2 separate regions of the Homo sapiens genome follow, and region 1 is linked to region 2. Evidence: chromatin loops called from intact Hi-C (ENCODE). Cell type or tissue: PC-3. All regions are shown on one strand. Each heading gives the region's core, and the rest is flanking DNA. Links, peaks and the distances in the headings are about the cores only. Region 1 overlaps LOC105377873 (a long non-coding RNA gene). Region 2 overlaps IBTK (inhibitor of Bruton tyrosine kinase).

Region 1 (12,152 bases), core at 4,200-9,199, 420 kb after region 2:
GATCTTATATCTGCCCCTCCAATACAGCATTTAAACATCCACTAACTAATTAGACTCTTCACTGAATCTTGGTGACAGGAGGGAGGAGGAAGAATCCAGACAGGTGTTCTGCCAGGGGAGTGGCTTTGGAACTGGACCAGGACATGGGCTCTCTTGCTCTGGTGTAAGCAGGGCAGGTCCCGCATGTTGTCTTGGTCCCCATGCCTGACTCATATTATCATTTTTTTTCAACAAGGCCAGTCTAATGAACAGGTAGCTGTCAGCACTACAAAGGAGGGAAGACTCCCGCACTCGCTACCACATTTCTTCTCCACCTCCTGTGGTGGCCTCAAATACTAGAACTAGAGGCACATTCCTTTGGGCTTGGTAAGTTTTTTAGTCTTTGAGAATAAAATTAAAAGCAAATGTTTTACAAACAATTTCATCATAAGTCAATATGAAATATCCCTTAGTCCCGAGGTTTAGGAATGTTGATGAGGATGATGATGATAACCTACCAATTTCTGAACATTTACTATGCCTCAGGGAATGTGCTGCACACTGCACTGTGTGCAGTCAATCCTGCAACAGGAGGAAACTGAAGCTTAGAGGGGGTCATGCAGCTCTAAGTGACTGAACAAGAGATTAAGGCACAAAAATAGTTAAATGACAAATTATGAGGCAAAGGCTTTAAAATTTCAGGCATTTCCCAATTATGCCTTGGGCTAGCCCTTCCCTTTGCTGCTTTCCTCAACTCTAGTAAAATGCTGATTACTACTCTTAATCACAAGCAACAGAGTAGAATATATTCTACATTATGTGGGGTTCAAAAAATTAACCCCTAGGCAATGAAAATATGTTTTCTTCAGCATAAGAAACAAAATTGGGATAAAACACCGAACGACACCTGGATTGCAGAAAAAGTCAATTACCAAAGGGGAAAAGGTTTGCAAGACAACTAGAGCTAGGCAGTTAAACATTAGCATTCAATGGTTTGAAGTGTTTAGGTTTTGCAATGGTGTGGTTTGGAAGCTTTCCAGCAGAAAGGCTATTTTCTTTTAAAAGGATAACTCTCTGCAATATTTTCTTTGCTGAAATAATGTGATCCTTAATGACGTCTTATATGACCCAAACTTAAAATAGACCCTATTATTTTAGCTGACCTCATTCTAACCAGGTTTTTACAGGTCAGCCATTAACTATCAACAGCTTCCTGATAATTAATCCTACTTACCCAAATAACTGTTAGCCTGTTAGCCTTATCTATGCTAAGAGGAAGCTTTTCTACGTACCAGACTTCCTCAGTGAATAAAACACAAACTGAAATTCTGCAGAAAGAGCCAACATTGTGAGGTTTGAGAATGAAGAAACAGATTGAAGATTACAACGCTCCCCTGTCTTTAGCTCCTTACTTGCTGAAATTCTGTGGTTCATCTGGCACAGGAATGGCTTTACAGTAGAGTCAGCAGCACAACTACTCAGGTCAGGAGTGGTTCTCTGGATGGCTCTATCAAAATGCATGGACAACAACATATGCAGTTACCTAAGTGGTCTGGATTGAGAAGCAATGGGGGAAGATATCTTAAGTAGCCATTAGTGTTATTTCCTCTAGGATTTAATTTTCTGCCATTAGAGGCTCATTCTTGTGACTCTGAAGAGCTCTAAGATTCTACTAGGAAAATACAGCTGCCATCTTTGTTTGTCACCTACTCAAATGCAAGACTGGTGTTTGATAAAATGAGGGAAAAGAGGCATGCTGTTATAACTGATGCTGTCAGGACTCCAGGAAGAAGAAAGGTGATGAAATAACAAAATTGCTTTCTTCATTTGGTGAAGGGAGTAAGGCGCTCATGCTGGTCCCATCTAGCAATTTGTAAATGGGTTGTTTGAACATATGGGTCTTAACATGTTCATAGATCGTGGGTGTGTGTTTGTGTGTGTAAAATGAAAAGGCTTATTATTAGATGTAGCCTCATGTCAGCATAGTATAAAGTTCCTCAGGTAAGGGCATGCTTTATAATTAAAGGATTTCTGCATCTGTAATTGCCCATGACATGTACCTTTTCTTTCCAAGTCACATTTCTGATTTTCAGTGACAATTTATTATTAACCTATTTTCTCATCGGGTTAAAAGCATATCCCAAAATTTTAAATCCAATGTGCTCCAGTACATATAAAGAGACTTATTAAGATGATCTTTTCTTAATAAGTCTCTTTATATGTACTGGAGCCCGAAACTTCATTAGCAATTTTAATTTCGCCCTGGTCCTGTGGTCCTGTGATCTCGCCCTGCCTACATTTGCCTTGTGATATTCTATTACCTTGTGAAGCATGTGATCTCTGTGACCCACACCCTATTCATACACTCCCTCCCCTTTTGAAAATCCCTAATAAAAACTTGCTGGTTTTTCAGCTCAGGGGACATCACGGAACCTGCTGACATGTGATGTCTCCCCCAGGACACCCAGCTTTAAAATTTAAAAAAAAAAAAAAGATGATATTTTCTAAGAAAGGTAATTATATCTTACATTACACAAAAAAAAACACTAAAATGACTATATAACCCTGATGGGTTGTGACCTACAGTTTGAATAGCAGTAATCTAAGATAGTATCATCATTTGCCCAGATATCTGCAGCAGTCTATTAACCCATTTCTCTTCTATTTTTCCCTCATGAATTCCCCATACAGCAGCAAAAAGGATCTCAAAAGATAAATCCAGTCATGCAACTCTCCTGCTCAAAGCCTTCAATAGCTTCTAACACTTACACAAAAAATCTAAAATCTTTCAAACTCCTCACCACAACCTACATGATCTGAACTTTGACATTCTGTTCAGCCTAATCTCATGCCATCTCTCCCTTCCTCTGCATGCTCTGGTTCCATAGAACACATTTGAGTTCCTCCAGTACAAGAGATTCTTGCCTGCCCAGGTACAAGTTGCTCCCTCTGCCAGGAACACTCTTTTCTCAACTTCTCATGACTGGCTGGTGTTTACTCTTTAGTCTGGTCTTTTCTCTACAAAGACACCTTTTTTAACCATCCCAGTTACAGTGGATCATTCCTTCTTATTTTTTATTTCAACCCATTGTTTGAACACTTACCACACTTGGAAAGATGGAAAGAAAATATGACAGCTAGAAAACTGACCAAATAACAGGCAGGATGGGGGTGGGTGGAGGACTCACAGCAAGAGATAGTGAAGTCTTTTAGGGCTGGATATGTTCATCTTAGGATCAAGGACTTAAAACTTTGGAATTGTGACTTTACGCAATGTAGCTTGCCTGTAATGCCTGCCTTTTCATTTTTGTGTAATACCGAATTACATTAATTTGGAAAATTCTACATGCCTCTACTTTGATAAGAAGGATGAAGGAAAGAAAGGGTTTGGTTAAACATATGCTAACATTTTTTTTTCTTTGTCAGAAAGTATTGGTGAGCCTAAGAGACAGCAGAACAGTGGAAGCCTTCCTGAGTGCAAGGCCTGACACTTGTTGCGGAGCCATGACTGGGGATGCATTTGACCCCACAGCCATCTGAGATAAGACACTTCTCAACTACCATGTCTTCAGATTCATCTGCATTAAACTTGATAGAGCCCCATTTCTTTGTGATGTGGCCAAGCAACTTGAACTTGGCCCTGTGTAGGGACTCAGTCACATGCTCCTTGTTCTGCACCTTGGTATGGATGGACATGATGACTTACCAATGTAAATTCTGGCCATGGTACCCTGGGGCTTTCTAGAGATACCCTGCACACCTGTCTGGAGCCTACAATGGGAACAGTGCAAGGTCAAAGGTCAGAGGCATAAACATACATTGGAAACGGCTGTCTCCTATGTTCTTTAGAGCAACCCATACAAGAAACAAGCTGTGTATACAACAAAGGAGGCTGTTGTTTGCAGCCATTACACCGAGCCCCTGTGAGGAAAGGAGTACAGCTGGCTTAATTGACTGCAGATGAATAATTTTAAAAGTCTGCTGAGTTCCAGAATTCGGGGTGACAGTGGTAATCAGAGTGACAGAACTCTAGAGAAAGGCAGTGTTCATAGAAAAGAGTCAGAGGTTGCTGGTGGGGTCAGCTCCCACCAGCTGGAGGTTCTTTCTTGATTCAGAACTCACAGAATTTTATGTGGTGTTTTAATAAGAAAGATGTTTCCATCCTTGAACCATCCCTTCTCTAGCTTGGAGGTCCTTCCTGTGCTATAAAGATCACAGATAATTTTCTGGCTTTGTACAAGGGCAGTACTGTTGAAGGGGACCTGCAAGCTTCTTTGTCCTAGAGACTAAAAGTCCCTATTTCTGCCGCAGCAGTTCCAAATCTACAAACAGATATTTTCACATGGTATCACTCCTCACTAGCCACCAGTTGCAGGATGGAGATGCAGGATATATTATAATAGTTGTTTTTGAGTTCAGGTAGAACTTGGAATCAGCCAAATTTGCCTTAGGCTCAAACTGGATGCCCTGAGAGATAACTCCCACAGTGTAAGATTGAGAACATCTTTGAACTCCCATGGGCCTGATGCCTAGAAGGAGAGCAACCTGGGTTTTGCCCCTTCTTCTGCCTTTGCTGGTCTCCATGCCTAAGCATTACATTCTATCCAGCTCCTGCAGATGAGTTAGCTGGCCTGAGTGCCTACAAAGGACCAGGCATTCTCTAAGGCATACTTTACATGTTTCAAGGCACATTTAGCATGCTCTAAGGCATACTCTAAGGCATATTTACATATTTACATTCATCTAATACCGGCCATTCTGTTTTTCCAGCCTGGCCTTCTGTCACAATCTTGGGCTTATCCCTTCTCAGCTAAGCACTAGGGGAGTGTTTCTTCAAAGCTCTAACATGTACTGTGAGTGCTGTTCCCAATGATTCCCATCTTTCTGATTCCTTTTAATTCCTCAGTAATGATTTGTGCTAAGTATTTTTACTTTTTTTTCCTCCAAGTCTCAACCTTGAAGAGTTTACTGTGGCCACTTGAAATTAAGTATGGGCTGCTTTTAATGGGACTAATTGTTATAAGTTCTCATAGCAAGAATCAATTTCAAGAATGAGAAAAAAAATCCATCCCCAGGTTTCCTGCATCCTATTCTCAGCCTCGTGATTTAATCACTTAATTTTAGAATAACGCACTCAGCTGTTTCCACGTCAGCCACTGACTTTTCCCAAGAAACAAATAATGAGGAAGATGTGGCCTTAACTAAGATGGCCTTGCCGTAGGTTAAAGGATCATGGACAGCTGATCTCTAGTGCCTCTAGATCATTGGAACAAAGCCATTTTCTTCCTCAGACCAGGTTGCTTTGATTTGCAATTTATTATAAACAAAATGAACTGGCTATTTTGGGGCTTGGGTTTGAACTATTACCTAAATCCTGACTAGTCATAGTTTGTGAAGTTCTGCAACAAATGCCTGCCTCTGTCTCTTTCATTCTTTTTCTTCCTCTTCCTTTCTTTTTTTTTTTTAAAGAATATCTTTTTCTAGAACAATGAAGCAGATAAGAAATATAGGAAACCATAGAGAGTTAAATAGCATTTATGGAACTGTGAGGATCATCTACTGACAGTAAGAGCAATAACACAGAAACAGACTTCAACTGGCAAGAAACAGCAGGTCACTGCCTGCAGGGGTTGACCAGCTTAGAAACTTGACTGTTTCATGTGTTTGGGTAATGTAATCAAACACAGATGCTGAACCAACTCATGGTCTAATGGCATTATATTTGATATCTTCTACTTAATTGTAATTAAAGTTCAATTTAATTTCCTAGAGCAATTAAATATATTAAAATATTTTATGGGCATTTATTAGCCCAAACTGATTTTTAAAAAACACAAAGTGGCATCAGGAGGGTTCTGTGTTTGAGAAGGCCACAATGTTTTTCAGTGAGATACTACATTTGTCCATAGGCTTAGGGAGAATAATTTACATTTCAGTTTTACAAAATTAACATTATGGTCAGCTTTCAACTAGGTATGCAAAAGCCTTTAATTTTAAGTGGAAGAATATCTGTGGGTGTGTGAATATTGAATGAATTCCCCATATTTAATTTCTGCTGTAACTTAATAGCCAATAGACAATAAGAAATGTTGCTGTCAGGGAGGCTTTTATGGGAATGAACTGAAGAAAGAAGCATAATTCTATACAATGGATGGAAGAACACCATACATCTCAGATTTCTGAAGACGTGAAGAGATTTCAAATAGACTGCCCCTTTGTCCTTATAAGCATATTAGTTGTCGGGCCACATACTTTTATTTTTGATTTAGGACACGTATTCACTATACTTAAATGTCCTTAAAGTATAATAAGAACAAAAGTCTTAGTCAAAATGTATATATGCTATATGCTTATTATTGTAGAATTTGAGTAAGCATCCTCAGGAAAGGAAATGGTATGTTTTTAATTCTGTATCCCATGTATGAGAGCACAATTTGCAATCCAAAATTGATTAATTTTCATATGTCACTTGATTAAAAAACAGAATAGTGGTGGAAGCTTCTGGAGTATTCCCAGAAGCATTAAAAGATAAACAATAGATGGACAAGTTAAATCTGCAGTAAAATCCCATTAATCATATGTAGCTGAGGCTTTAGAAGTGAGTCATCAAATAATCACTGGAAACTTTGAGGATACTTACTAAAATTTTAAAGCTGACTATATTCCAACTGAAAATGTTATCCCCCTAAGTAAAAAGAGTACTTTTATCCGACACACAGAACATATCTAGGCTATTTAATCTATATTATTTGCTAGGTGATTTTTAAGTAACCATAGTTACTAGACTTAAAGAATTTACAGTAGGTGTCTGTTGCAGTGGTGATGGCACTAGATTGATTCAACAGTCATTTATTTGTATTAATGAATAGGAAATGAGAAAGATTTGTGAAAGAACAAATAATCTAGGGGAGTTAATGAGCACATGTGTGCACACATACTCTAACTTCCCAAGGAGGCTATGTTGTACAGTGCTCTCCCCCACCCACCCTCAACTCTGCAGCCCACAGGTAGGGAGGGGGCCATGCCCTATATTAGGAGGGGAGTCAAAGGCCAGGCTTACTCAAGTTTTAGTGCAGTATAAAGTGCAGTTTGTAAAGCCTCTGGGTAATTTGATCAATACAGGCACTCAAAATCTATAATGTGAGTTCCAGAGTAAATGTTTGGATCAAATCGATCTTTAATTAAATTTAGAAGAAAACTAAAATTTCCATTTTAGTTGAGTAAGAACAAGAAGTTTAGCCAGATATCTGGCTGTTAAATATGATGTATATAAAACATCTAAATAATTAGTTTTTCAAACTTTGAATTCAAATGTCTGCTATCTTTAGATTCAAAGTGGATTAAGAATTAGTCATGGTAACTCAATTTCTTTGATTTATGAAGAATGCGTGACTGAAAATAATGACCGATCCAATATGCAAAGGGTAATTACTTTTATGTCGGAAATATTCTTATGTCATTCCTGCACTTGGTCTAGAGTTATTTTATATATATATATAATGAAATACAATGCAATGTACTACAAAACATAATTCAAATATTATGATAGTATATTTATTCAAATGATTTCCATGATTCCACAAGTTTATATGGCAATTACAAAGTTTCTGAATTTAGTATATAAAAATGATGCTAGAAAAATGGGTATCTACCATTTTTAAACATCTCTTTGAAACATTAAAATCTCATATAAAAAATCATAAATGTATAATAACTAAAGTGAAATATACTATTCTTAACGTTATCATTTACTTTTAAGATAGTGAATTAAAAATACATACACTATTCTGCACTACTCTGAGCATGGACTAGACTTAATCTCCAAGTATTTCTAGCTCTCTGGAGTATACAAGGTGCCTGTCTCATGTCTGAGTACTTTGACCTCGACAAGCCTTGTAACCCACAGAACACAGATAATGTTCCAAGACATGTCCAGACTTGTAGAAGACATAGACAAGTCATAAGTGTTTGCAAGAAATACTTCTTTTTTAAAACACAGCAACACAATCCATATCTAGTCAGTGTGAGGATGACGAACTACTGCTCACAAAGATCTCACAATAAGTAAATAGAGTGGGATGTGGTTGCTGAGTTAATTCCAGTGAATTACAAAAAAAAAAAACCCACCAAAATCTTTGGAATTTCAATGGAAATCAGGGAGAAATTGTTGGGAAAAGAATCTTGAGTGCCATATATTTTTTCCCTTTCTAATATTTTGACATGAGTTTATGTTAAGAATATCACTTTTATGCTAATCAATTATTCACTTCCATAAATAATTATGAATTTCAAAACCTAGAGGGCAGTTCTATTACCCTTTAGGGATATCTTACTTATCTAAACTATCAATATTCAGCCTTCTTAATCATGTGTCAATCCAAATTCTCTTTTATTTCCCAGCTCCCCTGCAGGAGTTGTAGTTTATTGGAAACTGATCTCTTCCAGCCAGACACTTTCATGGTTCAAATATCAATAACTTTTATAGCTTTTGTTCTCCTCTACACCTTCTCGGCTAATGCCTAATTTACTAGCATCTTGAAGCCTTTTCTTTTGTTAGGAAAGAAAACATGAATTTCTTTTATTCCATATTACCAGAATAAATGTTGGCATCTTAGCGTGACTTCCTATAGAAAGTCCACAGCTAGTTTCCATACTTACACTTAACAATCTCAGGGTTTTTAAGGTAGTCATATTTTTCTTCGTAGAGTCTGGTTTGAACAGTTCTTTTTTTAAATGTTTTAAAAATGTCCATTTTCTGAGTAGCTTCAAGAGAAACTTTTGTTTAGTTATTATGTTTTGTTCAGTTTTTCAGACTTTCTAAGACGATGTGTTTTTTGGTTGCTTATCATATTCCATAGTAATTTCTCCCAAACATCAAGATAACATTAGTTGTACTATTTAATTTGTAATTTGTTTGGCAACAGATAATTTTGAGGTCAGGGAAGGAAGTTAATAGGAAAAGATAAAAACAAGTGATGGTAGAAATAACACTAAGAAGGTTATTTCAAACAAATATGCATTATTGAATCAATGTATGGTTTATGTATACATATGAGTAAATAGGCCTTCTACAGCTGCCATAAGTTTAAATCTCATATAAAAAATCAACTATCAGTAGCTAAAAAATGTATCAACATATGTTGAACAGGTAAGAATAGGCTGAAAATATATCAAGATGAGCTGGATATAACATACTCATTGAATACAGCCTTATTTTTTACAAGGTACCCAAACATTTTTGGCTAAATTCCTTCTAGAAAAGAGAAATAATATATTATATTCTTCCCTTGTACTCTTCACAAAACCTTACAGTTTCCATAAGTAAAATCAACACTTTCTTCAGAGCAGTTAAACATATTCCAGCACAAATTTACAAAAAAATTATAATACAAATATTAAAGTTTACTTATTCATATTTGATGGTTTTTGAAAATACAGTGTATTTCTAGTTTACGTTTTGCCAAATGAATGTAACTTTTGAATGTCTTTTTTGTCTGGAGTAAGGAAAACAGTCTGGTCCATGCGCCTTGCAACACTGATTGAAACGGCAAAATTTCACAGAGATGTCACAACAGGAAGAACTTCTGGCATAATAACACTGATAATAGCATAAGAAAATACTAGCTAGTCTTTCTGATGAAGAATTATGTTAAAGGACAATCCAAACCAAGTTCGATTATAAGAGTGATGATGTAGGTCTGTCTGACCATATTTGCTGCTTGCATATTAAATTTCCTAAACTCACTGATCTGTAACTCTCAATGGAGTTATTTTTATGTGGTCATATACTTCAAATAAACACACTTAAAATAAAATCTTAGGATATTACACTTATAAGATGCTCAACAGTAGAGTAATGATGCTTTATACTATGTCCACAGGTGAGAACGTAGCCCACATAAAAAATCCTCTGTGTCGCTACAGGATCTCTTTAAACTTAGCTGTTTGATGCTGATCATTTAAATGCACTCACACTGATGTAAGATTAAACAGTGTGGTTAGAAGGGCTTTTGCCGCATGATGAGGGCGACTGAGTCTAACTTTAACTTTCCCATAACTAGCTGTGTAAATATAGGGAAGATCATCTAGCCTTTCTTCATCTCTAAACTTAGAACTTCATGCTGATCAGCACAGTTTTGAAGATAAAATGAGATGATATAGAAGAAAAAGGGTTGAAAAGTTTAAAACTATAAAAGCTAATCTGTTGATTACAAAGAATATACAAGTAATACATTGGATGGTTTTTCCCAAACTAACCTGTATGACATAGGATGTTGCCGATCTTCCACAGGCCCTGAATAATGAATAAACATTTTTTATTTTCTGAAGAAACATAGGAAACGTCATTTCACAAGCACCATTTCCCTGTGAAAACAGGTAATTTATTTTCCCAAGTGAGTTTTAATTTTTACATGAAGCACTTTGATCAGTTGCTTTTCTACAAACACTAACTGGACAGCAGAGAGATGTTCAGTTTACTCTGCAAAGAAGGCATATGTGTGTGCATGCTTGGAAAAGCATGCAATACCCCAGTGGTCTCTGGAATTACTAGGATTTGCACCACAAAGGCAGCAAATAGGTGGGGGACAGACAAGGGTGGGGGAGTACTCAAATTCTTCACACTACCACTGCTCTGCCTGCATTGCAGGGTGCTTCTAGAAGTACATGCCACTTTTTGTAGAAAGGTTCCAAGAGCAGAAGTGGTAGAAGGTGGAAAATCAAGAGAGACAGTGGAGAGGGCTGGTGTGGAAAGACCAAAAGCAGGACAGGAATGTTGGGGGAGACTGGCTAGAATGCTATGAGAGAGGGAAGTAGCAGGCTTAATGGCAGGTTTTGTGTGTGGCGGCGGGGTGGGGGCTGGTGGGTGCTTTTTTCTTCTATCTCTCCTTCTGGGTATGAACTTGAATGAATAATTTCATATTTGGTGGCTTCCCATCTTCTGAAACCATTTTTGAGAAGGTAGGAAGCAGGGCAAGAAGGGGAAAGTACCACTAATTGAACATGGGGCAGTCTTCAAACACCCCATTGTGTTTCAGTGTGTCTGGTGTTTGTTGCAAATTCTCCATAAGGTGCTGGCTTGCTAGCTCTCTGCTGCCACAGAGGTCATTCGTGGCTGCTGGGGAAGAAGTGGCCATCTGCTTTGTCAGGTCATTGTGCATTCTGGCCCTCAGCAGTTGTTTCAGGATAAAATCACTTGGTCTCCAAAGTTATGCCCAACCTGAATGTCCAGAACTTGGAAAGAAAGAAGAATCAGAGTGCAGTTCCAGCTCAAGTTTAAGTCTAGGAGGAATATGACAAGACTGGGGACAAGCCAAGTCACAGAATGTAAGGAACTGACGTGCATGGGTCTGAACCAAGGCTCTGTGATTTCTCTAAGTTACTTAACCTTCTTATGCCCTATCTTTCCTATGGAGATATAATGTGTACAGCTCTGGTTTTTAGAGAAAGTTTAGAAAAAATAATGTATATAAAATATTTAGCAGAGTTTCTGGGATATAATAACAAACTCAATAATAATAACTATCATTAAGGCCGAAGCTGAACATCTTATTTTGCTAAGTCCAGATTGATTGTTACTGTAACTTTAAAAATAAGATGAACTAATTATAAGTGTTTCTTTCTCAAAATTCTATGCAAAGCTTTCCTTTAAAACTTTCAGGATAAGGACTTTTTTTCTGCTCGCTTAGAAAGCAGTTTAAATTTAGGCTGTCCGTATTTCAGTTTTGTGGTGGTCTTAACTTTATCAACTAAGAGCTTCATATTGCCACAGGTGTTTTTTTTTTTCCTTTTAAGTGGGAGAAAGTAAATAATTTATCAAATAGGTTCAGAAGCTAAAGCCTGGGGGAAAAATTTAGCAACTTTGCATCTAAATTTAATCTAAGAGTAACTGTGTTGAGAAATATCTTAGTTGTGAATGTATTTGGAAAGTATAGGCGTTCTCATTTCATAATTATTTTGGTTATCTAGAAAAAAATTATGGTTTCAATAGCAGAATATGCAATTTTATTTAAGGATGGATATTTTTTCCTAGAATGTAAATATTATTTCAGTTTGAAGACAGGAAAAAGTGGGACAGTGAACAACATATGCTTTCATTCAACAGTATGTAATGATTGGTCACTATGTATCAGGCACATATTAATCCAGTCAAAGATTAAATTGCCCACAAAGGC
Region 2 (12,152 bases), core at 2,805-7,804:
ACTCACAGGTTCAAGCAATTCTCATGCCTCAGCCTCCTGAGTAGCTGGGATTACAGGTGTGTGCCACCATGCCCAGCTAATTTTTGTATTTTTAGTAGAGACGGAGTTTCATCATGTTGGCCAGGCTGGTCTCAAACTCCTGGGCTCAAGCGATCCACCTGCCTTGGCCTTCCAAAGTGTTGGGATTACAGGCATGAGCCACTGTACCTGGCTCTATAAGATTTCTTTATTACCCTTTTAATTTCTGTAATATCTTGTATTAGTTATTTATTGCTTCATAACAGATTATACTTGAACAACAGCTTAAAACAACCAACATTTATTATCATAATTCCTTTGGGTCAGGAATCTCAGCTGAATGCCTCTGACTCAGGATCTTCCACAGTGCTGCAGTCAAGGTTTGGCCAGGGCTATAGTCATTTCAAGGCATGACTTGAAGAGGACCTACTTTCAAGATTACTCAGATATAGAATTCTGGATTGACATTCTCTACCTCTTTCATCATATTAAAGATTCCTTTCCATCGTCTTTTGGGCTTCATTGTTTCAAATAACAAGCTACTCATTTTCATTCTGTGTTGTGTTTCTATGGCTGCTGTCAAGATTTTCTGTTTAGCTTTGGTTTTCAGCTGTTTATTTATTATGTGCCTAAATATGGTTTTCTTTGTTTTATCTTTTTTGGGGTTTGCCAAAATTCTGGAGTCTTTAAATTTATATCTTCCACCAAATTTGGGAAAATTTTGGCCATTGTTTCTTTTTCTCTGCCGTATCTCTCTTCTTTATTTCTGGGACTTCAGTTAACACATATGGCAGACCTTTTGATTTTATCTTATAACTCACTATGGAATAATTTTCTTCAACTTCTCTTTTTTGTTTTTCAGATTCAAAAATTTCTTTTGGTTTATCTTCAAGTTTACCGACTCTTCCATCTATACAGTGAATTTTTAAAAATATATTAAAAATTCTTGAATTTTCATTTTGCTCTTTTTTTAATAGTTTCTTTTCTTTTGCCGAACTTACCTATTTTTAATGAGCTTTTGTTGTTGTTATCTGATGCATAATTGTAATAGCTATTTTAATATTGCTAATTTTAACATCTGAGTTATCTCTAGACTTGGTCTTCATTGATTGGTTTTTCTTATGGAATAGTTTTGGATATTTCACAATTGGCAGCAAGAATCCAACATCACATTGAAAACTGCAATTGTATATTGTAAAATTTTTGGTATACGTTCTTATTGTTCTCTTATAACTTCCAGCAATGCCCTTTTACAAAATGGATGTTTTAACATGATCTTTGCTTTCTTTTGCAGGGCATCTTCTCTGCATTCAGTTTCATCCAAGTCATTCCGGGATTTCTTACTAGAAGAAAAAAAGTCTGTTACTAGCCATAGTTCAGGCGATCATGTCAAAAAAGTTTCTTTTAAAGGAATTGAAAATTCTCAGGCACCAAAAATTGTCAGGTAATAAAACAAACTTAAAACTAATACATTTTCTACCTTAAAATATTCTGTGGTGGTTTTATGTTCTGAAATAATCCTTAAAACTTTATGAGGCAGATTTTTTGTACACTCTTTTACATTCAGAATTAAAATTAGCATGTTTAAATTCCTTCCCCACTTAAAAAAAATTGAAACGGTTACGGAGATATAATTGACTTAAAATCAATTGCGTATATTTAAAGTATACATTCTGTAGTTTCAGCGTATATATACACCTATGACACCAACACAACATTCAAAATAGTGAACATAAGCATCATTTTCAGATGTTTTGTCATGTCCCTTTGTAATCCCTTCCTCTCTTCCTTCTGTTTCCCCCTCCCAAGCAGCTACTAATCTACCAATAAAGATTAGCTTGTACATTTTAGAGTTTTATATCAGCAGGGTCGTGCAGTATGTACCCATTGTAAAATCTGTCTTCTTTTACTCAGCATAATTATTTTGAGATTTATTCATGCTGTTATGGGTATCCATTGATTCTGTTTCACTACTGAATAGTATTTCATTGTATGGGTATACCACATCAATGTGTTTATCTGTGCATCTGTTGATGGACCTTTAGGTATTTGCAATTTTTTCTCTAGCTATTTTTTAATTTTAATTTTCATGAAAGTAGAGATGGGGGTCTCATTATGTTGCCCAGGCTGGTCTCAAACCCCTGGCCTCAAGCAGTTCTTCTACCTCAGCCTCCCAAAGTTCTAGGATTACAGGCATGAGCCGCCACACCTGGCCTAGCTATTTTTGATACTGCTTTAGAAAGTCCAATGTATTTAAAAAAAAGTTTCATATTTTAAATGCCTACATGAAACATCAAAATCTATCTATAATTTAAAAGCAGTATTTTCAGTGAGCTGTGATCAAACCACTGCACTCCAGCATGGGTGACAGAGTGAGACCTGGTCTCAGACAAAACAAAACAAAATAAGTAAGATATGTTATGTCCAATTCAAGTGCATCAAACAGATAATATAAACTTTTCTGACTGAAGCAAGGAACAGAGACTGGGAGCTATACTAGTTTAATGTCACTTTACCTGTCCTGAGGAACTATCAAAGTCTTCTGACAACAATGTTTGGAAACTCCTGATTTAGATTAAATGTTTAGGCATATTTTTATTGTTACTATTGTGACTGTCTTCTTTTTTACAGATACTTAGATTTAGGCGGAAAGTTCTTGAGCCGTTTTCTTGCAATACAGAAAATCAAAGAGCAAAAAATATCTGAAGTCATCTCCCTAACTTGTCTAATACTTCTAGCATTAAAATACTATTTTAAAATTAAAATCTTAGGCTGAGTTCAGTGGCTTAATGCCTGTAATCCTAGCACTTTGGGAGGCCGAGGTGGGCAGATCACTTGAGTCCAGGGGTTCAAGACCAGCCTGGCAACATGATGAAACCCTGTCTCTACAAAAAATAGCAAGAAAAATAAATTAGCTCGGCTTGGTGGCATGTGCACGTAGTCCCAGCTATTCAGGAGGCTGGGTGGGAGGATTGCTTGAGCCTGGGAGGTAAAGGCTGCAGTTAGCCATGATTGTGCCACTGCACTCCAGCCTGAGTGACAGAGGGAGACCCCGTCTCAAAAAACAAAACAAAACAAAATAAAAAAACCTTAAATGGAATACTAACATATGAAGCAGATTAAGCCTTTTTGCATATTTATAAATTACAATTATAATTATGATAGGCTTATAAATATAAAACTAGGTACATAGTCTTAAAATTGTCTATCAAACATTTATTGATTATGAGCTTTGTGTCAAACATTATGCTAAGTACTAGAGTTGCAGTGGTGAACAAATTAGCCCCTGCCTATGGTGAACAAATTAGCCCCTGCCTATATAGAACTATCCTCCTTTCTTGTTTTGTCATAGAAGAGTTATCTCTCCTATCTTAGGCCAATACCTGTGCTTTTATCTTAATGCTTCCCATTTCAGAAGCCTGAAAACTATTAATTACCCCTTTCCTTTCTTGTGTAAGATTCAACATTTTCCTTTTAACTAGATTCTTCCCCTCTGGTTTTGAATGTGCTCAGGTCTCTCATGTGGTCTGGGCACACTTTCTTCTATCAGTTGTCCTATCATTACCAATTCTCCATCCACTTCACAGCCAGATTTCTCAAAAGAGTTGTCACCTCCCAATCAGTCCGTAATTGATTCTATCTCCCAGCCCCATTACTAAACTGAAACAGTACCAGTACAGGCTAAGTTCAACAGTGACCTTTGTATTGCCAACACCATCCACTTTTTATGTGACTCATCATACTTGAAGTTCAATTACTGGTCGTCGTCTTATTTCACTTTATATTCTTTCTACACTATCCATTTAATGAGCATATGTTCAGTCGTCAGACATGTACTAAAGTCTCAAAATTTATATCTCTTGCCCATATCTATCATCTGAACTTTAGACTTAATTATCTCTTATTGACCCTACCATTCTATCTGGATGTTCAGAAAGACCACAAACTTCATGTCCAAAACTAAACTTAATGTTTTCCTCATACCCATCTCATAAAACCAAAATCAAACAAAAATATAGACAAAACATAGAACAGCCTGTTTTTTCGGAATCTTCTTCCTCAGTAAATAGGAAGAATTTGTGTCTTTGGCACTTCCATTTTCTTCACAAATATTCAGTCTACTGTTAGAGCATTCCACTTTTATCTCTTAAATATTTCTCAAATCCATATACTAAATTTTATCTCCAGTGCTATCACCTCTGAGTCAGTCTGGTGTGATACTTCACCTGGGCCACCAGAGTTACCCTCCTGACTGGTCTTGCCTTTCTTTACTCCAAATATATTAAGCCAGTATGTTCTTTTTTAAAATTTGGAGTTTACTGCTTTTAAGAGAAAAGCTATAGCATTCTTAACATGGCCTTCAAGGCCTACATAGTCTGGCTCCTGCCAACTGTCTTTAACTTGATTTTGTAACCTGATCTCTGTATTCTAGTCATCTTGGCCTTCTCTTAGTTCTCAAATGCACTTTCCTTCTTTCCACCTCCTTACTCTTTGACAGACTGACGACTCTGACTCTTCTTTCAATATCTATTCAGTTATATTCTTTGGAGAAGTCTGACTTACTGGGGCAGTTTGCTGTTGTTTGTTCTCATAGTACTTCTTTTTTATTGTACGTTCCATATTTATTAGTGTGATTCTTTAATATTTGTCTACTCTAAGTATTTTCATGTTTGTATGTTTAATTATATGTTCAATGAGAGCAAGGAGGATGTTTGTCTTTGCTCATCATTTTACTACCAGTGTTCATATTAGCTTCTGGCATGTATTGGGTGCTCAGTGAGTCTGGTGAATGAATGAGTAAATTAATTGAAATTGTAACCCTGTTTCAAGTAACATTTGTTTCTAATGTAGTGAGTTATATTGCATGTCTTAGATATATCAATTTAAAGGTATGAAAATTAAGATAAGTTTTGTATTTTTATATTTTAAATATTAATATTCATTGAAACTTAAAAAAAAGTCTTTAGATATATAACGATTTGTCATGGAACTTAAAATATGGATCTGTGGTTTCATAGTTGATCACTAGAGTGTGCTATAACATCAGGGCTCTTAATTATAAGTGTGCCCTGTTATACTGCTTTGGAAGTTTGACTCAATGGAGTTTATGACAGTATGATATATCCATAGCTTCAGTATTTTTGGTATGGGAGTTAATGTTTTAAATAGCTTTGGCTATCACTGCTAGTGATTCTGAGAAAGAAGACAGATAGCTTTGAGTTTCAGGGTTTTTTTCCATCATAGAAAACATAATAAGTATGCTTTTTTAAAAAGGAAATATTAAACATTACAGACAAACTAAAATATTCATTAATTTGCAAATTATGGGCTACCTGGTACTGGCCTGTGTTGGGTATATATAAAAGTAGAATGTATAGGTGCAGCCTTTAATGTGTCTGAAATCTAGTTGATAAATATTAATATACATACATGGAAGTTAAATGACAGAATAAGAATGAAATTACGATACAAGGGCCAGGCGCTGTGGCTCATGCCTGTAATCCCAGCACTTTGTGGGGCTGATGTGGGCGGATCACATGAGGCCAGGAGTTTGAGACAAGCCTGGCCAACATGGGGAAACCTTGTCTCTACTAAAAATACAAAAATTAGGCCGGGCGTGGTGGCTCATGCCTGTAATCTCAGCACTTTGGGAGGCCGAGGCAGGCAAATCACCTGAGGTCGGGACTTCAAGACCAGCCTGACCAACATGGAGAAACCCTATCTCTACTAAAAATATAAAATTAGCCGGGCCAGGGGTGGCACATGCCTGTAATCCCAGCTACTTGGGAGGCTAAGGAAGGAAAATTGCTTGAACCCAGGAGGCGGAGGTTGTGGTGAGCCGAGATTGTGCCATTGCACTCCAGCCTGGGCAACAAGAGTGAAACTCCATCTCAAAAAATAAATAAATAAATAAAAAGAGAAATAAATAAGTAAATAAATAAATAAGCTAGCCAGGCATAGTGGTGCATGTCTGTAATTTAGCTACTAGGGAGGCTGAGGCAGGAGAATTGCTTGAACCCAGGAGGTGGAAGTTGCAGTGAGCCAGGATCACGTCACCGCACTCCAGCCTGAGCGACAGAGTGAGACTCTGTCTCCAAAAACAACAACAACAACAACAACAACAAAACAAAAAGAAATTACGATACAATATGGAAGTATTAAAGAGATTACAATATGATGAAGTACCAAATGAGTGGTTCTGAGAAGAAAAACTGAGCATGGGCTGGTGTTGTCAGGAAGACTTCATTGCAGAAGAAGGGCTTGAGCTGGGTCAGTTCATAAGCACTTTTTATATTCATTTCCAAATATTTTATTATTATATTTATAAGCATGTGAAAAACATTAGAAAAAAAGAGATCACTTAATTCTTGATTCCTTTCATTGTCATAAGCTTTTGAATACAGGATGGGATTTTTAAAAGAAGAAATAAGAGAAGATGGGGCAGTATAAACAGAGGAAATCGTGGGAGTTAAGAAGATAGGAATGCTTATGGTCCTTTGGGGAGTTAGGGTGCCAGGGGTGGGGGACTCATCTCAGGAAATTCCACAAATTATACATTCTTGTTTTAGTTCTAGAAAATGTGATTTTTTTCCAAGGTTAGGGCAAGAATGACAATGTTGTTTGAGGGTGTTAACATCTAAAAGTGAGCAATTTGTACAATTTTTATTTGTTTATTGTTACTTAGGTATTCTTTTTTATTTCATGTGCTTTTATTTCTCATTTTCCTTTCACTGAAATGTCCCCTTATGTAATTCTGGAAAGAAAATGTAAGCTTGTGTTTCTTTTTTTTTTTTTTTTTTTGAGACGGACTCTCGCTCTTGTCACCCAGGATGGAGTGCAATGGCGTGATCTCCGCTCACTGCAACCTCTGCCTCCCAGGTTCAAGTGATTCTCTAGCCTCAGCCTCCCCAGTAGCTGGGACTACAGGCGCCTGCCACCATGCCTGGCTGATTTTTATATTTTTAATACAGACAGGGTTTTGCCATGTTGGCCAGGCTAGTCTCGAACTCCTGACCTCAGGTGATCTGCCCACAGCCTCCCAAAGTGCTGGGATTCCAGGTGTGAGCCACTGTGCCCAGCTGAGCTTGTGTTTCTAATTAGTGAAAAAAACTACTTGTGAGAAAAAAATTATTCTGTGATTATATCAGCTCCAATCTGATATAAAAATCTTTCTAATTAAGCCAGTACAATTTTTTTAAGGCCAACTGAGCAAAGAATAATTTAGTTCCTTTAAAGTGTAAATGTGACAATATTAATGTTTTTTGGTTTGAACAAAAATCTTTTTTTTTTTTTGAGATGGAGTTTCGTTCTTGTTGCCCAGGCTGGAGTGCAATGGCTTGATCTCAGCTCACCGCAACCTCTGCCTCCTGGGTTCAAGCGATTCTCCTGCCTCCGCCACCCTAGTAGCTGGGATTACAGGTATGCGCCACCAAGCCTGGCTAATTTTGTATTTTTAGTAGAGATGGGATTTCTCCATGTTGGTCAGGGTGGTCTCGAACTCCTGACCTCAGGTGATCCGCCTGCCTCGGCCTCCCAAAGTGCTGGGATTACAGGCGTGAGCCACTGCACCTGGCCAGAACAAAAATCTTTTAAGGAAAATTTCAGTTAACCTTTTTATGTTGCTGTTTATTTTCAGAAGGCTAAATTTTCTACAGATTGTCTCTTGCGATATCTACTTCTATGTTGCTAATGTTGAAAACTCAATAATGCTATATTTATTATTTGAAAGTTTAGAATGTTTTTGATATTTGTTTAATCATAGCTCTATTTTATTTGACAAATTTGGTTCATTTTAAGAAGAAATTTTGACAGACTCCACATTGGATAAATTTGTAATTAATGAAATTATCCGTTGAAACATCATGAGTGGAAAAAGTTATGGAATTGTAGTCTTAGGAAACATATTTGAGATTCAGTATAACATTATACAGCTCTTTCTGAGTCTTTCTGTACCTCAGTTTCATAATATGGAAATGAGAGTAGTAATACCTATCATGCAGGCTTACTACAAGGCTTATATCAGTTTGTAATTCAGTACTTATATCTCTAAGAAAAGTTATCAGTAATTTAAAGCAATAAAGAACCTAAAAACCTCTGCTTTTCATTATCGTATACTAAAAAAATACCCTTTGAGTTTCTGTTTCAGTCGTTAATTTTCTAATTAATTTTTCATAAACGACTATTTCCAAGTATTCTGGTGGACACTGAGATACAAAGATGAATGAAACACAGTCCTGTTCCCCAAGAGACTAGTCTAGCAGTTAAGATTGACATGTAAACAATAATAACAGTGTGTGATGCTTTATCATAATGATTGAAGTTTTGTAGGAGGAGAGAGAAGGTGACATTTGAGCCAACTGTAAAAGAGTGAGAAGACATTTGAAGTGGAATATATTCCAGAATAAGGGGAATAGTAAAAATAAAGGTAGCTGTGTGATCATGGAAAAAACACTGTACTCTAAATCAAAAAGACCAGATTTTTGTTATCTCTCTGCTACTTATCTAACTTGTTAATCAGACAAATTATATAATATTCTTTGAGTTTGTTTTTTAATCTCTATAATAGTTAATATATGCTTTCTTCACAGGGTATTGCAAAGATTAAATGGGATAATACACATGAAGTACTTAGGCTTTTAGTAAATTTGTTTGCCCACACATTAGGGCTAAACATTTTAGCTTTCAGTGCATTTTGTACTCTGGCTCTATTGTTTCTTTTAAACTTTATTTCTCTTTAAGTTTCTTCCTTACCCTGAATTCAGGCATTCTTTGCTTATTGAAGAGAACAGCCTGCCTTTACTTAAATAACTGAAATCTTTTTTAGGTCCATGTATTTGTACAACCAAAATTCTTTCTAATTGTACGTCTCCTCAGCTTTAATGTCATTTCCTCAGTGAAGCCATCAGTATATACAATCTTCCATATTGTATTTTTTCTTCTGTGCATCCATAGTACTTTATACATTGTTTTATCATTGCTTAAGTATATTTTTAAATCTTCCCCATCAGAATTTTTTGAGGGGAGAAGATTGGGTTTTAATCAGCCTGATTTTTAGCACCTACAGTAATCCTGACATGCTCAATAAATGTGTATAAATGAATCACGAAGTCAATATTTTAGGTCCTGTTAATTTACTCTCTGTTTGACTTTGTGTTGTTAAACCTGTCTAGTCCTCAGTTTTCTCATTGCTGAAAGAGAGCATTGGAGCAATCTAGATAATCTCTAGGGACCTTTCTAGCTGTAAAATTCCATAATTAGGTCCATCTGTATTGTACCTTTTTAAGTTTTTCTCCTTACTGGAATGCTTCTTACTGCTTTCATCATATACCTCTTTTTTATTATCTTCTCAAGTTCATTCCATCCATGAGGCCCTCTCAAATGATTAAATATTGTGATTTTTATAGTTGTTATAGCCAGTGTGACTCAATTTGTTATACTGTCTTAAATTCTGTTCTGTTATTTTATATGTCATTTTGTATGTTGTTTCCTCAACTAGCTTGTGAATTCTTAGAAGGTAAAGATCATATTTTATATTTCTGTCCTATCTGTAATCCTTTGCTCATAAAGTATATTAGTTCCTTACAAAATTCGGCTGTTAATTATCTGATTTAGAGATTATTGGTTTATCTGGTGTGTGTATATATATATTTATTATTAGAAATAGGCTATTTCTTGCAGTATCTTTCTCTATGATATTTTATACAGAAGGTTTTATAAATATAGATTATTTTGTTTACTTATAATTTTAAAGGTAAGCTTGACTGCACTCATTTAATTTGCCTCTGGAGTCAGGAGTTTACAATTCTTCCTCTGTATCTATTAATAAGCAGTTTGACTAATATTACTAGAAGCTTTAATCTTTAATTTTGGCATTTGTTTTGCAGATGCTCTACCCATGGTACCCCAGGACCAGAAGGCAACCATATTTCAGATTTACCACTTCTAGACAGTCCCAAGTAAGGTTAATTGATAAGTTATGGGCCTCCAAAGCTAAGTTGCTGCTTAGCATTGAAAACATTAAGGCTGAGTGCAGTGGCTCATGCCTATAATCCCAGCACTCTGGGAGACTGAGGCGGGTGGATCATCTGAGGTCAGGAGTTCAAGACCAGCCTAGCCAACATGGCAAAACCCTGTCTTTACTAAAAATACAAAACTTAGCTGGGCATGGTGGCGCATGCCTGTGATGCCAGCTACTCATGAAGCTAGGACAGGAGAATCGTTTGAACCTGGGAGGCAGAGATTGCATTGAGCCGCGATCATGCCACTGTACTCCAGCCGGGGCGACACAGTGAGACTCTGTCTCAAAAAAAAAAAAAAAAAAAGAGAATAAGAGAATGTTAAGAAATTGGGAATAGTATGGTATTGAGTAGAATGTATTACTTGTATCCTCTCCGTACTGTAGTTTGAGTTACCTTTCTGTTCAGTTATGTTGTTTCTGCTCCCTCCCCATTTCCTGGTACTTTCCAAAATTTTCTCTCTAATACTGGTCCAAATAAAACATTAGTTCTTCTGTTTTTCTGTTTCTCACCTCATCATTCTGTAATCTCTGCGAAAGCTTCCAGGTTCGCTCATCGTAGGTCACTGGAAAAAATTGTAGCATTGCTAAAGAGTATTTCAGAGAAAATTTTGCATGCAAAAATTTAGGAAGATGAGTGAAACTCATCATTCTGTAATCTCTGTGAAAGCTTCCAGGTTCGTTCATTGTAGGTCACTGGAAAGAATTGTAGCATTGCTAAAAAGTATTTCAGAGAAAATTTTGCATGCAAAAATTTAGGAAGATGAATGAAACTCATTATTATTATTCTTTCAGTCCCTGGCTATCTTCTTCAGTGACTGCTCCATCCATGGTAGCCCCAGTCACTTTTGCATCTATTGTAGAAGAAGAACTACAACAAGAAGCAGCTCTTATTAGAAGTCGAGAAAAACCGTTGGCTCTGATTCAGGTAAATAACATACTTAGTAGGGTTTAATTTAGAGAAGAACTACATTTCCTACTTAGGTTTTAAGAAAATCGTGTTTGTTTGTTTTGGACAGGTGCTTGTATCTATGAAATTAAAATGTAAATGCCAGGTAAAATTAAACTGAGGCATCTAGCAGTGTATGTATTAGTTGTAGATATTCAGGGCAATTAATTTATGACTAATAAATTATGATAAAGCTTATATTTTTGCTTTGGTGATACTTTGGATTATTTTAGTTTTTTTAAAATGACCAGTAGAGAATTTGGCAGTATTCTCTAGTGCTGCACTTGGCTTCTGTATCAGTAAGAATTCTAAGATTGTAAGCAACAGAAGCCCACTCTGGCTAACTTAAGGAAAAGATAATTTATTTGAGGGATATTAAGATTCCATAGACTTAGCTGAAAGACCAGACAGCCAGGCTTGGAAACAGAAAAGACGCATAGTAGCACTGGAAAGCTCAGAAGCAAGATTTAGAAGACTTGTACAACAACAGAAAGTATCTCACAGAATAAAGCTATTGGAATGAATGAATTTTAGCAACCATTTTCAGTTTCTTTTTCCTTCTGCTCAAGATTCAAATTGAAGAGCGCATGGGTATCTCATGATTCTACCTCACACCTCAAGCTTTCTCCTTGCCACAGAGATAGCAGGATACCTGATTTAAAATGCAGGATACCTGATTTAATTTCACTGTATTGTATCCATGGAAAGTGATAGTTCCTCAAAAGGAAATTGGAAGGCAAATACATCCTGCTTAGTTTATAATTAAAAGAGTAAAGAGTCTTCTTTCCCTTCCTCCTTTCAGATTGAGGAGCATGCCATACAAGATTTATTGGTTTTCTATGAGGCATTTGGCAACCCTGAAGAGTTTGTCATTGTTGAAAGGACACCGCAGGGACCACTGGCAGTACCTATGTGGAATAAGCATGGATGCTAGTTCACTGTGGAGTTGAGATGCATTTTACATAATTATGAGTTTGTTCATATAAAGAAAAGCTGTGGAAAAGAGTCTTAGAGATTTTGTAATATCATTCTAAATAGATTAAGAAAAGATATAATTTCTTTACTGCAGTTAAATCATATAATGTTTGTATGATTAAAAATAAATTTCTCAGAATTGTGATTTTAGTAACTTTATATAAAATGTGTGAGACAAAAACTTATTAAGGTTAA

Evidence for each region. A loop is a pair of places that touch in the nucleus more often than their neighbours do. Peaks named below come from ENCODE experiments on the same cell type or tissue, not always from the same donor. Only the 100,000 strongest peaks of a DNase experiment are listed, where the experiment ranks them.
Region 1: a loop joins it to region 2, with 33 times the contacts of the local background. A loop is called at or near these places in 30 of 110 quality-filtered maps.

Annotation. Positions count from the first base shown.
Region 1 is chr6:81,755,811-81,767,962 of GRCh38, reverse strand. LOC105377873 (a long non-coding RNA gene) reads left to right here. Exons shown (of 3, transcript XR_942729.3): 2 at 236-366; 3 at 3,406-7,668. LOC124900219 (small nucleolar RNA SNORA70) reads right to left here and starts at 3,939; the gene lies at 3,807-3,939. In PC-3, for the core only: no CTCF peak of the experiment used is centred there; no DNase peak of the experiment used is centred there; H3K27ac peaks cover 697 bases.
Region 2 is chr6:82,171,189-82,183,340 of GRCh38, reverse strand. It overlaps IBTK (inhibitor of Bruton tyrosine kinase), which reads left to right. Exons shown (of 29, transcript NM_015525.4): 26 at 1,313-1,462; 27 at 9,903-9,974; 28 at 10,829-10,961; 29 at 11,785-12,152. The coding sequence ends at 11,916. Among named protein-coding and RNA genes, the nearest start is that of IBTK, 70 kb to the left of the region's middle. In PC-3, for the core only: a CTCF peak has its summit at 5,089; no DNase peak of the experiment used is centred there; H3K27ac peaks cover 487 bases.